Linked DNA regions of Homo sapiens: region 2 is linked to region 1. A link is a contact called in ENCODE Hi-C or POLR2A ChIA-PET data. All regions are on one chromosome and are shown on one strand. The core of a region is the stretch at or near the end of the contact, and the rest is flanking DNA. Distances in the headings are between cores, read along the strand shown.

Evidence for each region. Hi-C counts contacts between places; a loop is a spot of excess contacts on that map. ChIA-PET counts read pairs that join two places held with the same protein, here RNA polymerase II (POLR2A).
Region 2: a loop to region 1 is called in a map of Caco-2, with 2.1 times the contacts of the local background. The contact joins two enhancer-like sites. A Hi-C loop is called at or near these places in 2 of 168 maps with a recorded cell type or tissue (Caco-2 and HepG2). POLR2A ChIA-PET finds 5 or more read pairs at or near these places in 2 of 52 experiments (A549 and IMR-90).

What each region holds. Positions count from the first base shown.
Region 1 is chr2:226,474,072-226,481,833 of GRCh38, reverse strand. No RefSeq gene overlaps it. Among named protein-coding and RNA genes, the nearest start is that of MIR5702, 180 kb to the left of the region's middle. RefSeq lists a silencer at 3,427-3,721 and an enhancer at 3,359-3,909. Within about 2 kb of position 3,358, at least 15 of the 41 ENCODE cell types and tissues checked have a DNase peak (open chromatin) inside an H3K27ac peak, as active enhancers do; they include IMR-90, where a contact is called at or near this core.
Region 2 is chr2:226,608,387-226,616,148 of GRCh38, reverse strand. No RefSeq gene overlaps it. Among named protein-coding and RNA genes, the nearest start is that of MIR5702, 47 kb to the left of the region's middle. Within about 2 kb of position 4,093, at least 4 of the 41 ENCODE cell types and tissues checked have a DNase peak (open chromatin) inside an H3K27ac peak, as active enhancers do; they include IMR-90, where a contact is called at or near this core.

The DNA of each region.
Region 1 (7,762 bases), core at 2,109-4,608:
TTTGAGAGGAACTCTTCCATTTGAAAAGCTTTGCTCTTAAAAGCGATGGTTTTAAGATCTGAATCAAACACCACCGTATTACTAACAATTCAAACATAATGAAAATAAACTATCTCCATTTTCACTATATCTCTAAGTTTGAAGGCTATATTAAGTGACTAAAATGTGCAGTAAGATTTAGAGTACCACTCCAGACTCCAGGCCTAGTACAAGTCACATCTCAACCTTTATAGAAAATGTTCTGTTTTCTTGGAATGCCTTTCTCTTGCTCCTCCAGGTCACTTTTCAAGGATGACATCAAATGCCACTCTCTCTGTGAAGTATTTGTCATGTCTCCTCTCTGCATTCTGTCACATGCAGAAGTAGAGGCTCCCTCTGCCATGTTTCTAATCTACCTCTTCATGTCTATTATAGTGCTCATTGTGTTATAATTATTTGTATCTATATGTTGTTAGATGATACATTATTTGAAGGAAGTAGCCATGTATTCACCTTATAACTGAATTCAATATCAGGCATAGAACAGATGTTTGATAAGTATTTGTTACCTAGAACAATGAAAAAACAAACAATTTGTTACCTAGAACAACAGCAAGAAACTTCAGGTCCTCTCATTTGGTAATCAGTGACTTTTAAGCTCTTGGTAAAGTAACACTCTGTAAAAAATACTTATTTTACATCACAACTTAGAACACACTGACACAAACGCAACTGATAGTTTTATAATACAGCATTTTCTACCTTTAATATGTGTGAGGTACACTGATATTTTCTATTCTGTTCTAGTTTTAAAATTTGGTCTGACCCACCAAATTGATTTCATAACCCAGCTGGTTGTGGCCCACAGTTTGAAAAGCATTATTTCTCCTTTTGGCTTTAGGAAGATCTATTTATTTCATCTGGTTTCAGAGCAATCTGTTCTGTTTTAAAGGTTATCAAAGATTCATATTATTGTAGCCATCTTCAAAACACTTGTTCTACTAGAAATAATCAATGTGTAAATTAAATGTTATTTTAATAGTCTCTAATTGCTAAATTTCTTCCAGTGCTCCTCTTATATATTTTGTTGGAGAGATAAGCAAGTAAAAAGTTATCTAATCCTGGTTTTACTTAGTGCATAAGAGATTTTACCATATTCCATAATGGAATATAAGGAGTGAAGTGCCAAAAAGTTCAGGTGCCCTGAGAGCTGGCCAGTAGCCACCACATATAATGTATTTGAATTCACACAACAAGGAATCAGTTTCCAAGAAACATGCAAAAGGATGTTCTTGAAATAACTACCTGGAGAATTCAAAGTCTTAGCAACTGATTATAATTCTTGACTCCAAACCTACAGAAGAAAAAATACTGAGGAAAACCATTTCTATGATCCAGAAAGTTAACACCACAAATCAACTTACAAAAACACTTAATGACATACCATGGCCATTCTGCTGTGCTTAGGTTATAATGGGGCAATGACTTATTGGGAAACTTTCATTGGAAAATAGATAGTCGAGGACAGGTCCTCCTCTCTGAAGTCAGAGAGAACTAGTCACCCTCTTCCTGACCTCCATGATCTTACTGCCCACTGATAGGCTATCCTGAGTAGAAGGGAGATAAGATGGCCCTTCTGGACAACTCAAAGGGATCCCTTTTGAAAGTGAAAATGTTTTGAAGTTTTTTCATGCCTGAGCTAAATACAGGCACTGCATCTTCTTATATGTAAACATGGGGCTTTTGATAGGTAGACACCATCTTCTAAATCCAGCAACACCACTGAAGTCTGATGGCCGGTAGAAGAATAATGTAAATTTTTCCAAAATGCTTTGAATCTCTGGTTCAGTCAATATAATTTTATTCTTTAGAGCTACACGGTCCCATAAAGTAGGATTAGCCACATAGGGCTATGCCAACTAAAAGTAATTAAAATTAAACAAAATGAAAAATTCAGTTCTTTAGTCAGAGTGATTCCACATCAAGTGCCTAGTATCCATTACTGTGGAAGGTTCTATTGGTTCTGTACAGTGCTGTCTATAGCCATTTCATTTTATTAACATCTGATGTCTTTGGTTGCTTGCTTGATTGCTAAAAAAGGAAAAGTGGAAGGACGGTGGAGCCTTGCTTGTCCATGTTAGGAAAACGTTTATTTCAGCCTCTACAGGGCTTCTTATCTAAAAGTCTTCTATGCTCACTCTTATTGGGTCCTTTACATGGGTCCATTCCAGCTCCTGCCTTGATCCTGTCTAATCAATCCTTCTCACTGCTTCCAGCGTTAGCATTCTTTTTTTTTTTTTTTTTTTTTTTTTTTTTTTTTTTTTTTTTTTTTTTTTGAGACGGAGTCTGGCTCTGTTGCCCAGGCTGGAGTGCAGAGGCACGATCTCGGCTCACTGCAAGCTCCGCCTCGCGGGTTCACGCCATCCTCCTGCCTCAGCCTCCCGGGTAGCTGGGACTACAGGCACCCGCCACCACGCCTGGCTAATTTTTTGTAATTTTAGTAGAGACGGGGTTTCACCGTGTTAGCCAGGACCAGGGTTAGCATTCTTAACCACAGGGCAATGGAAGTTATTTTTTTCCTAGGAAAACTTCAACTCTTCCCCATTACTCACAGAGTAACTTTTACTTACCTTGATTTGGATTTGATCTGGCCCGAACCAACCCTTTCAGCTCTTTTTCTGTTTCTCTGACTATCCTATGCCCTGGCCACACTCAAATTCAAACACCCTTGGCTGCCTACCCACATAACTTTAGTCTTTTGCTCATGCTGTTCCTTGGAGCTCTAGGAAACGTGTCCATGCATCTTGGTTCAGTTTATGTGCCAGAACCTTTGTGAAAACTTCACAATCTCGCTGAACCAAAGTGTGTCACTACCTTGTCTAAGTGCTCACAGCACTTGCAGTTCTATTACATTTTTTTTCCACTTAAATTTTTACGTGTTTAACTCTCCTACTGGGTGATAAGCTTTTTGATGCACAAGATCTTGCACCTCTGTGTCCTGCATAGCTTTCTACACATAGCTGTTTAACAAGAAATACACAAAGAGAGTTGAATTTAATTTGGGGTGAGGATAGAAAAAATGGTTAACTGGAGTCAGGGAGGGTGTGCTTAGAGAACCATTGCTGGGGGTTGTGTAGGATTATAAAGGATGCAGACTGGAGGAGGACTGAGGTTAAGATGAGAAATCTACCCTTGGCAGTGCTGAAAAACATAACAGAATTGTGCGGCAGCACTGCAGGCTGCCAATGTTTCATAGGTCACAAAACACCACGAGGCATTCCTCCTGATGGAGGTCAACCTCCAGCAGAGTGAGTCACTCTCTCCCTGTGCCCATGAGGCCCTTAATCCATGGCTCTGCAATATTCCAAGGCCTCAGGCTGAGCACTTCCTGGTGTCAGGGCCACCCTCTTGCTCTATCCTGCCTCCTTACCATGCACACTGCCCCATCCATCCTAGGGCCCAGTTTCATGCATCCCATAAGGAAGTTTGCAGTAAATTCTGACTGAATAAATTCAACTGTGAGCTAAGACCTGAGTGAAGGTAACCACAGGCAGAATCTAAAGCATGTAGATTGCCGAGTACAAACAGGAATGCGGAATATGTTGCCGGAGTAATTTTATTTATTTTCAAACAGCGCAGGGTCTTTGGGTCATCTCCACCATTTAACCCAGCGATATCTTGGCATCCCTGGAATGCTGAATGCTGTTTGATCAGTCATCACGTCTCCTTTCCACAAAAGGGCCTGTTTTTACTGAAGATAAAACTCTCTTTCCTCGTCTTCAAAAGGAAGCTCAGTACATTACAAAAAAAAAAAAAAAATTCCCCCTTTGACTTTTTCTCACTCTAAGTTTCCCAGGGGTCGATGTGAAGTGAAGGAGAATGTGGAGAATTGGAGCTGGAAGTGTTAGGAACCTAGAGCTCTTTTCCACGAATGGGAGGGAAGTTCATCAAAGCACATGTGTGGTCAAAGAAGCTTAAAAATAAACCTGATTTCTAACACAGAAAAGAAAAACTCATTAAGCTTTCAATAAGCTGCTTTTTTCAAGGAATAAAAAAATAAAAAAAGAGAAAGAAATGTCTGCCAACAGAGGAAAAGGCAATACACTCTTCCAAAAGGATCTTTTGAGTAAAAGGAACATGTAAATTCCAAGAAAAGTTAGTTAGAAAGAACAGTTTATTCTCACTGGTTCCTTCTCATCACATCAGTATTTATTTCCCCAAATGCCCTTTATTTATTCATTTTAAAGTATTATAGGTGTCTACATGTTGGTCAGGGCATAAGGAACTTTTCTTACCGCAAAGACCCTTTGGGACACCAAGCAGAGACCTCAGCTATCCTTTTAAATTCTCAGGACTCTGAAACCTAATGTCTGCGTAGACTAACAGGAGGACTGCTGGAAGAAGGCAGGAGCCCAAGTAGTTAGCACATAGGCCGCTTACCAAGAAAATCACCAGGGTGTTCCAGCGTGAGCTGGTTTGACATCAATCCATACGATGGGGTTAGCGTGTGCCAGCTTCAGACTGTGTAACTTCTATTTACCGAAACTGTAACACATACTCATTGTGAGCTACAATTATCCACAGTTTAGTATGTTTATGAAACTATTTTGTGGTTATTTATTAAAAATAAAATTTATGTGTGCTTATTGAAGCTATATTTTGGCAGGCAAAAGAGGTTGGCAGAAATGTCTGAGTCAACAGCGGGCACTAGCCACTCTTTATGTCGTCATATAAAAACTTGTCAAATAATATTTAGTTTTTAATCTTCAGTTGCAAACATAAGGTTAGTCATGAAAAATATTCTGTGAGTTGGTCTCCTTGAAACAGGAGACTGGGTGTTTGGATTTAACTAAAGGTGATAATTAAGTTTCTGGCTTGTTTAAGGGTGATCTGTTATCCCTTTTCTCCCACCAACTTCTACTACCTGTTTTTTTATCCATGTTCCTCTTCCTTATGTCTTTAAGAGCTGTTTCATAATGATTTTTCATAATATGAGCTGTTTATCTACCAATACAAAAATGCAAAGACAAATGTATTACTCATGATCAAGGATAAATTATCCTGCCTGTATGGTCATGGTAGTATTCTCTTGGAGATCTTTTGGGAGCAAATGGATTATTTATTTTTTCTGAAATTTTTAGTTAATTATTTTATTTATTTATTGAGACAGGGTCTTGCTCTGTTTCCCAGGCTGGAGTGCAGTGGTGCAATCACAGCTCACTGCAGCCTCAAATTCCTAGGCTTAAGCCGTCCTCCCACCTTAGCCTTCCAAGTAGCTGGGAGCACAGGTGCATGCCACCACACCTGGTTAATTTATTTTTCGTAGAGATGGTGTCTCCCTATGTTGCCCAGGTTGGTCTCAAACTCCTGGGCTCTAGTGATCCTTCCACTTCAGCTGCCTGAGTAGCGGGGAACACAGCCACGTGCCACCGCACCTGGCTAATTTTTCATTTATTGTAGAGATGGGGTCTCCCTATGTTGCCCAGGCTGGTCTTGAACTCCTAGGCTCTAGCAATTCTCCCACTTCAGCCTCCCAAAATGCTGGGATTACAGGTGTGAACCACCACACCCAGCTAGTTATTTAAATCACTATACTTACTTTCCAAGGGCCTTTTAAGAAGGAGGTTCTTCTTCTTTTTTTTTTTTTTGTTTTTTTTGTTTGTTTGTTTGTTTTTGGAAGGAGGTTCTTCTTAAAGTGGCCACAGTTAGCTTCAGGAATGTATAGTCCATCATAATTAACTATGTGTACTTACACACAAACTGGAATCATAGGAGTTTGTTCATAGGGATCCTGAATGGATAGAAAAATGGCATTAAGTAAGGGGCCTTGGGATTAGAAAGGATATTCTATGAATAGGTGGAAAAAGGAATTCTTTGTCTTTGACTCTACTTGCATAAAGATTCAACAGGAGAAGAGGAAAGATTTAGTATGGAATTGTTCAAGAATAAATCTTTCGTAAAGGGGAGATTCTGAGATGTGATAAATTGGAGTTGAAAAGACAGCCCAATGTACTTCTTGCTACTTCCTTAAATACCTTGAGTATGAGTCACTGCTGAGGTTGTGCTTTAGTTTTCCTTGAAAGAATTTCTGATCTCAACCATAGAAGACATTTGTAAATTTTATATGTCAATTGTCTCTCGTGTCTCTGGAGTTTTGCTTTGGTTCTAGTAGAAGAGCTGTTTTGAGCATGCCCTTGTTGACAGCGATTTGGTCCTGCAACAGAGTATTTGCTGCCAAGTAACCTAATCCACACACATTTTATTTATTTATTGAGTATCTTTTGTGAGCAAAGCTCTGTGCCAGGTGCTATAGAGAATGTACACCTAAGAGCCATTCCTCTAAGAAGGATGTAAAGTGAAAAAATGTGTTATCTATGAGTGGTCTCTATACCATAGTCTACAGAAGTTTGGATGCCATCATAGGGTTGAAACCTTATTTTGGATCCACCAAACACAATAATTCTGAGAACTGCAGGAATTTGGTATATTTGAAAACAAACATGCAGCAGAATAGGGCAAGAGAGTGGAAGGGAGGAATGTGTCTGGATCAGTAGGATCCAAATGAACCCATCACATGGTTTCAAAAGTCTTGTAGATAGCGTTCCCGAGGATGCAATTTGAGCCAGAGTCTGGTGAGAAGGATGTTCACTAGAAGGACTAGTCTTGGATTAACACATGTGGAAGCAGGAGAAGGAAGAAGGATTGGGCAGAGAGATAAGGGGCACTGGGGTTTGGGCCCAGTGACAGCCTTGGTTGACCCCATGAGGAGCAGTGGAACTATAATGGTTCTCCAGGGGGGTCCCCAGTTGGGTTGAGATGATTGGGCTTTTATACCTTCACATTGACCAATCACTGGATGAGGGCCTCCCCAGGATGGAGTGTGACCTCCTGGGTCAAGGCAGTTCTTTGCAGCTGCAACAACCCTGAAGGGGCTGGCAACACTCTCAGCCCATGGACAACAAGTCTTTATTGAAGGGGGATCTGAGTGGTGCACCTTGGTGTCTACCTCAAAAATCTTATTTGCATTAAAAAAATCATGTTTTCAGTTTTGGGAGAATAGTTTAGTGAGGAACAGAGTAGGAGTGGAAACCAATTAGAACACTTTTGAAATTGTTCAATGGAAGATGATCATGATGGTTTGAACTGCAAAGTTACTGTAAAATTGCAGAGTAGTAAATGGAACCGAAAGGCATTTTTTGACACAGATTTTATAGGAATAGGAAATGGATTCCATGGGTTACACAAGGGATAGAAATATACCTAGGATAAATCTGAGTCTTGCCATGAGCAAGTGGGAAAATAGAGATACCATTTATAGAGGAGGGACTTCTTGAGAAGAATTGTGAGCAGGGGCAGAAATGGGACTGAAGACTATTGGTGATTCAGCCAAGTGGTGTGCAGCCATGCAGGAAGTTGGATACACAATTCTGGAGCTTAGGAAGAAGGTCTGGAATGTTGTTTTATAATATGTTGCTGTGTTGCTGCAGAACCTCAGCAGGTGATAACTCCTAGGGAGGGAATGTGATAAACTGGGAAGGAGGTTCACAGAGAAGCCTAAGGCATGGCCATCTCTAGAAGTAAAGGAATGAACAGAGGACACAGAGGAGCTATCAGAGAGGCCTGAAGAAAACCAGCACCATGTGGTTTCCTTGAGGCTTAGGGAGGAGAACATTGAAAAAGCATTGTTAGCATTCTTTGAATACTAATGAGGAAGAACATCTATTTTAATTGTTATTGGTCATTTATTAACAACTTGATGGAGGCATATTTAACATATCATATA
Region 2 (7,762 bases), core at 2,844-5,343, 130 kb before region 1:
ACTGGGAATACAGCTGGGACCTAGACAGACTGATATCCTGATATCTGGGACACAAGCTCACTCGAATGCAGTGTTCGGCAGAGGCCAGTTCTTTCCTGATCCTGCTGGAAGATAGTTCCTAAAGTAATTTTCTTGCCAGTGTGTGCCTCAGTCCCCACAGCTGTAAGACAGTAGTAATTGCACAGAGCTTTTCTCTGGAATTGAGGTGTAAAGACTTGTGAGCTATTGTCCATTTAGTCCTTGGATGACCTGTGAAAACTTAACTGCCTCCTGATGCTGAAATGCATCTCCCACAAAATGTGGTTGTGCCCCTCTGCTCATAGATGTGGTCTGCAAAGATGCTGCCTCCAGCTCAGGCGGGAGCACTTATTTAATTGAATAAATTAGTTGTCCAAATTAGTTTTTGAAAAAAATCCCCATGTGTATCTTTTCTTAGTGTGGTCCCTTTTGTAACTCTTTAGACAATGGTAATTATCAGATGAAAAAAAGAATTAAAGTGGAAAAGACAACAAAAGGGTTCTCATTGTACTGATTGCAGACAAATTTGAGATCATCAGACAATTAGTTGCAACAAACCCAGGTCACATACAAACAAATGCAATTATGTAAAAATACAAAATACTTCCCTCAGCAAACAACCTTAAGAACTGAACAAATATTTAGATTTGCCAGCATCTGTTGAAAATCTGTATAAATCATCTCCAATAAACTGAACAATGCTTAAGAAACACTTGTGTTAAATAACCTGAAAAGAAATAATTTGTATTTACCGAAGAATTACATAAAACAAAGCCTCACTTGCCTCGATATAATCTTATATGGAGAATTTACCTCCTGGGATAGGCTTTTTCTAATCATCTTGTCTAATTTATTATACTTGTAAGTCTGTCATCATATGATTTATTTTCTTTAGAATACTGAACACTGTCTGACATTTATCTTATTTAAGTATTTTGCTCATTGTCTCTTTACCTTCTAGAACATGAACTCTTTGAGGGCAAGGCCTTGCCTATCAGTGAGATGCTGTTTATGTTCCATCTGGCACCTACCGGAATTTTCCTCTAGAAAATCCTCAACCTTCTTCTGACCATTTATTTCCAGGGAAGCAGATGCCACCCTGAACTTCAGTCTTTTCTATCCATATATCTATTTTTAAATTTTAAAATATTTAATTGACAAGTAAAGATTGTATATATCCAAGTAGTGCAATATGATGGTTTGATAAATGTACACATTGTGTATAATGATTGCCACAGTCAAAATAAGTAGCATATCCATAATCACCCATGCTGTATATTATATTAGCTCTCCAGAACTTATTCATCTTATAGCTGAAAGTGTGTAACCTTGGATCAACATCTCCCCATTTCTCTCACCTCTCATCCTCTGTCCTACTCTCTGTTTCTATGAGTTTGACTTTTTTAGATTCTGCATACAAATGAGATGATAGAATATTTGTCTATTTCTAGCTTATTGCACTTAACATAATGTCCTCTAAGTTCATCTATGTTGCTGCAAATGGCAGAATTTCCTTCTTTTTTATGGCTGAAGAATATTTCATTGTATATATGAACCACAATTTATTCATTCATTCATTCATTCATTCATCAATAGGCACTTAGTTTCCATGTTGTGGTTATTATGAATAAGGTCTTAATGAGAGTGCAAATGGGTATAAAATATCTCTTTAAGCTACTGATTTCTTTTCCTTCAAGTATCTACCCATTGTATGGTAGTTCTATTTTTAGTTTTTTGAGGAAACTCCATACTGTTTTCCATAATGGCTGCACCAGTTGCCTTCCCACCAAAAGTGTACAAGAGTTCCTTCTTCTCCACATCCTTGCCAACAATTATTAATTCTTGTTTTTTTTTTAAAAAAAAATAGCCACCAGACTTCAGCCTTGAAAGCATGTGCATACATGGCCCACAGTAGTCAGCACATTCCATCCCACTGGCTAGGAGGATGGATTTGTTACGGGCACGGTAACCAAAGTCATACCTATCAGGATGAATACGATTCAATTTTGGGACTTTTGTTTGAGCTTTTCCACTGGGTCTTAAGCCTCAGAGGAGGTGGGGCTAAATCTTCTGTTGCCATTTTACCTTTACTTTGGCTTTATCAAAATGGTTGAAAGGCTAAGCCCAGAGATAGAAGAAAAGGTAATAAGATTTGGCCTACAGCCCCCAATCCTGCCATGTTCATTTCGGCACTAACCATGGGATTTTTACTTATGGGGCAAATATATATTTTTCTCCAAACAAAGAGCTCCGATTGAATTCTAATTGATAATCAGAGAAATCAGAGAAGCATAAAGTACTATGGAATAATTGCTCTACTAATCTGAGCACAAAATTTCTATAACTTAATTTAAAAATTGTGTGTGTGTGTGTGTGTGTGTGTGTGTGTGTGGTGCGATGTCTACCAGCTGCCCACCATCCTTTGTCTTAGGGTCTAATTCATTTAGAAAACTCAAGACAGGTGAAATGAAATAGTATATTAGCTATTCCCTAAAACAGCAAGTAAAATCTTTGACTTGTGGCTTTGAAAACTGTATATCATTTCTATTGTACCCAAGTTGGCAGCTCTAAACCCATTGGGTAAGAACTTTCTACTTTTCTTATTGAATACCATCAGCCTTAATGCAGATTATTAGTAAGGCAGATTATTTTGAGTTCTTGTGATATCTCAAATTATGAAATTTGAAACTGTGATATTTCAGATTATGTTCCTATATGTTTGGGCTACTGTTGGATATCCAATGAATGCAGTTTATTTAAAAATCCCAATAAAACTGAACCAAAAAGCTCAAAACATAGTTACTTTACAAATGTTCTCTTAAGGATGACTGATTGATTGATGTGTTGACACGAGAGGGTCAAGACAGCTGCACTGCTGGGTATACCAGTGGGCATGAGGGGCATGTGGACCAGTGAGTTATTTTTTGTTTCAAAATTTTAATGTGAAGGAAAAGGAGGAGGAACAGCAGTATATCTAGAGAATTGTCTAGAAGTAAAAAGCAGACTTGAAAGAAGAAGAGTTTAAAAGTACCAGGACAAAAGTCAAGAATTTATCATCAGTCTTGCTCCTGAATATCCACTGGGAACATACTGCTATTTTATTAGTGAAAACTTTTTTTTGGTCTGGTCATAGATAGGAGCAAGAGAAATCATTTGAAAGTCCAGGCCTTAGCAACTGTGACAAATTTACAAAGAGAAAAAAGGCAAAAAGATATTATAAGGACAGACATTTAGAATATACATCCAATGGATTCAATCGAAACTGAGTGCTTTCATCCTGAAGGCAGTCACAGCAAACACAATTGGAAAGCATCACAAATACCTTCAGCAAATGTCTAAAAATAAATCCAAGATTTTAGACTTTAGATCCATGTAGATCAAGAAGATCCAGTCTGAATGTGGTGGTGCACGCCTGTAATCCTAGCACTTTGGGAGGCCGAGGTGGGTGTATTGCTTGAGGCTAGGAGTTTGAGACCAGCCTGGCCAACATGGCAAAACCCCATCTCTACTAAAAATACAAAAATTAGCTGGACGCGGTGGTGCATGCCTGTAATCCCAGCTACTCGGGAGGCTGAGGCATGAGAATCGCTTTAATCCGGGAGCAGAGGTGGCAGTGAGCCGAGTTCATGCTACTGCACTCCAGTTGGGCAACAGAGTGACAATCTGTCTGTCTCAAAAAAAGGAAAAAAAAAAAAAAAAAGAAGATCCCAGAGACAAGGACAGACTGAGTTTCAGAGGAGGACTGGCCAAACACCCAGCAAGCGTTGGAGACCTGGGCCCAGGAAGACCTGTGTTTCTTTTCCCTTCTAAGGAAAAGAACTTCAGTGAAGAAAAAAAAAAAAGTCATGAATCCAGTTAATCCAAAATTAAAGTATCAAGAGTGACTCAACACTGAGCCAGTAAATAACCAACCTAGAATTTTTCCAATTGCATACATATAACAGGAGTTAAATGACTCACGTCTCAAAAGAGGAAAGCATAAAGCGGGGGTCACTGTGGAAATGATTCCTCTACCTGTCAGACCCTAGGCTTGGTCAACGGAAGGTAGACAGCTCAAGAATATCCACTGTGAAGAAACTGCCAACACAAACAGTCTGACAAAGTCTGGCAATGAGCAATAAGAGGGAATTTGGATAGGTGGGTGGAGTAATTGGGAGTTGGCAATAGGCAAATAGCAGAGGTACAGAGAAGCAGAGGGTCTCAGATGGATAGGATTCAGGACTCCAGAACTGAGAGCTCTGGCTCAAACAAAGCAAGAACACTTTGTCTAAAAAATCCTGGAGTAATTCGGAGTAAGATACTAAGAATAAAAGTCAAATATGAGACAATTGGATAAATATGTGATGGCTAGATCTCAGGCACAAGGCAACATGTTTGTCTGGCCAGGCAGGGATCTTTTGAGCCTTGATTTTGTGCTCTTTTGAACCTAGGGTGAAGTTCAGTCTGCTGTGAGAAGCTGTGAAATCCCACATCTGAAGATCAGATGGACATGCGGGCAGGGAAGACAGTGAAGCTCATCCCTATCTTTATTCCTCAAAATTCTGTCCTTGGTCTTTCTCTCCTAACTCTCCCTGGTTTCAGCTTCCTCATGGCCTCAGTATATACTGAGACGTTTTCCAGCTCTCTTTCTATATGTATATAAAACTACCTATTAAAACCTGTCCTCAGAAGTTCCTGGGATGTGGGCTGTTTGCGGCAGCCACAGCACAGGATGTAATTATGTGACCTCAGGTCATCTAGGAAGCTATCTTCAGGACTATCTTGTAGGAGATTAATGATTCATGTGATCTTATCATTCATCCATTCAAAGCACATTTACTTAATGGAACCAATGAAATCTCTACTTTCATGGAATTCACAGTCTATAACTACAGTTCTTAGTCCTAAATCCCAGAGACATTTCAGATTCAGTGTGTTCTGAAGTCACATCATATCAATGAGAAAACACAATTTGTTGTGTAGTATGGTGTGTCTGACATATTGCAGGTTTCAATGGCTTTTCATTAAACAAAAAACTTGTTGATTTCAGGAAATAGCTTAGTAAATAACAGTTTCCATGATCTAGTCACCTGACTTGATTGAATTAAACTGCTCTATTCTAACACCTTCTAAACAGTCCACAAATTGGTAATGTACAAGTAAAAAAAAACTTTAAGTGCACAATTTTACATTTATTACAGCTCTATGTTCCTTATGTAGAATGTAAATAACTAAAAATAATAAAATTTTACTACCCAGAGATAATCACTTCTAATCACTTATAATTATCTGGCATATAGGTTTCCAGATTCTCATACATATATGCTGACGCTCAGTAACTGTTTCATGTTTTGCTTTTTATATATTATATCATAAATTACCTTTTCATATTAGATATGTTTCTATAGTATAATTTTGCTGGCTACCTACAATCCCATCTTACAGATGTGCTGTAATTTATAATCTCATATTGCTTGAATATAGCTTGTCACTAGTATTTTCACTGTTACAAATAATGCTATGGTAAACATCTTATAATTATATCTTTGTGACTACTTATGACTATTTCCTCCAGGACAAATTCTTAGGAGAACATATAGGTTAAAGGATATGCAAAAATTTCAACATTTTTGCTTTTTATGTTGTCAAATTTAACTCCAGCACAATTTTTCCCCAAAATTACAATCAGGAATCAATTCCTTATGATGTCATGAACCTGACGATACGAGTTCTTCTGATAAATGATGCAACTAGTTATTAAATCTTCTATTTCCCTTCCATTGCATGAACCCTGCCTTTAACAAATAAAGTACACAATTTCATATTCAGATCTAACACCTGAAATTCTAGTGGTTAGGTCCTATTAGTTCATTTGTAATCGCATATTAGATGAAACTATTGCTGAAAATTTATTTAAATGTATCAAGTGGCCTGAGTTCTGATGTTAGGTTAATCTCATGTTGGTTGGACCTTTGGATTGTAGTGGAACATGGAGGACTTTTGAGCTCCAAGGAGCTTTAAGAAGTGCATGTTTTCATAGTAGTTCTGGTACAAGAAGCTTTGTTTTCTTAGGCATCTGGAGAGACAGCAGATGACATGGGTGGCTACTCCCTCTCCTTCTATTGTTTTTCTTGAACGCTGTTGAAGCCAGAATTTTGTGAAACTTCAGAATGTGGGTTATGGGACCTCTTTTCTTGCTTTTAATTTTAAATTCCTTTTGACACATCTTTAAACTGTCTTCCTAACTTCTCAAAGATGACTATGTTCAAAGATCTTTGATTTCTTCCAGTATTCTCTCAGAAATGTCAGAAGTATTCTATCCTGGAAAGAGCACACTGTCTGGTGGGGAAGGGTGGTAGATTAAAGATGTTTATTAATACTTGGCTGCTCCTCCTTCAAGAGGTACATTCCTACTACCTTGTCCCAGTCTTGGATGGCTTTGTGACCTGCTTTGTTCAATAAAAGTGAAGGTGGTGGTGCTATCCAAGTTCTAGGCTTAGCCCTTAAGAAGCCTGGCAACTCCCACTTTTTTTCTCTTGTGCAGCTGCTGTGCTGTAAGAAGCCCAAGCCCAACCACTGAGTGATTAACCAGCATGTGGAGAGAGGCCTTAGACGATGAGATGTCATCACTGATGTTTTGCTCTCAGCATCTGAATGCAGCTGCATGAGTGACCTCAACTACTACAACACTTAGCAGAAGAATGGCCCTGCTGAACCTGGTTGGCCCATAAATACATGAAAACTTTTTAAAAATGCTATTGTTTTAAGCTAGTAAGTTTTGAGATGGTTTGTTACACAGTAATACATAACTAAAACAAAGATAGACAAATAAATGTAGGAGTTCAATTCACTGGCTATAAAATAGATAAGTGAGAGATCATAGGTGGCTGTCTACTCTTATATGGAGGAATCAGAAAAGGCTTCCATGGAGAGATGATATTCTACTTGAACTTTGAGAGATGAAAATGTTTCTGGACAGATGAGGGAGAGTCTCTTCGATGGAATGAATATTCCAGAGGATGACTTGGAGGCCAGGAATAATATGACATTCTCAAGTGAACTGATAACCTAATATTGACAACGGTTTTAATTTGATGGCTTAGAGAGAAACTGTGTAAAATCAGTAGGAATAATAACAGGAATACCATACTTGTCTTTCTTTTGTATCATTTTATCAGGAGAGAAGACCTTGTAATTGACACATTTCACCTATTTACGTTCTACAGTGCCAACATTTTCTCAAGGACTAATGAGACAAAAGGAACTGCGTTTGTTGAAAGGCAGCGTCTGATCCTCATTTACTATTCTAACTAAATGATTAATTCATTCCAGAAACAAAAACAAAGACACAGTCATATTATAAACATGAATTCCTCAAGAAACCCGTCTATGGACCACCTAGGAGGCACTTGGGGACCACCGGTCAGGATTGGTTTGAGCAAGATTATGAAATGGTTGGAGTTTATCTTGGTGTTCCCAGGCTCTCATTTTTGTGTCTTTCAATCTGCTTCATGTCTCAGTAGCACTAGGCTCTCCACTTTTCTGTGAAAATCTGCTTCTCAGAAAAGATCAGATGCACGTGTTCTTACTTAGAAGTATGATCCCCAGAAGTGGGCTATTGTTTCCAAGAAGGATATCCATTTTACTTCTGAGAAGACAAGGTTTTAAGCTACAGGAATGATTCTGCGATGGCGTTTTTTTTTTTTGTTTGTTTGTTTGTTTGTTTGTTTGTTTTTAAGTAATTTAGTGTGAAAGAATTTGCAGA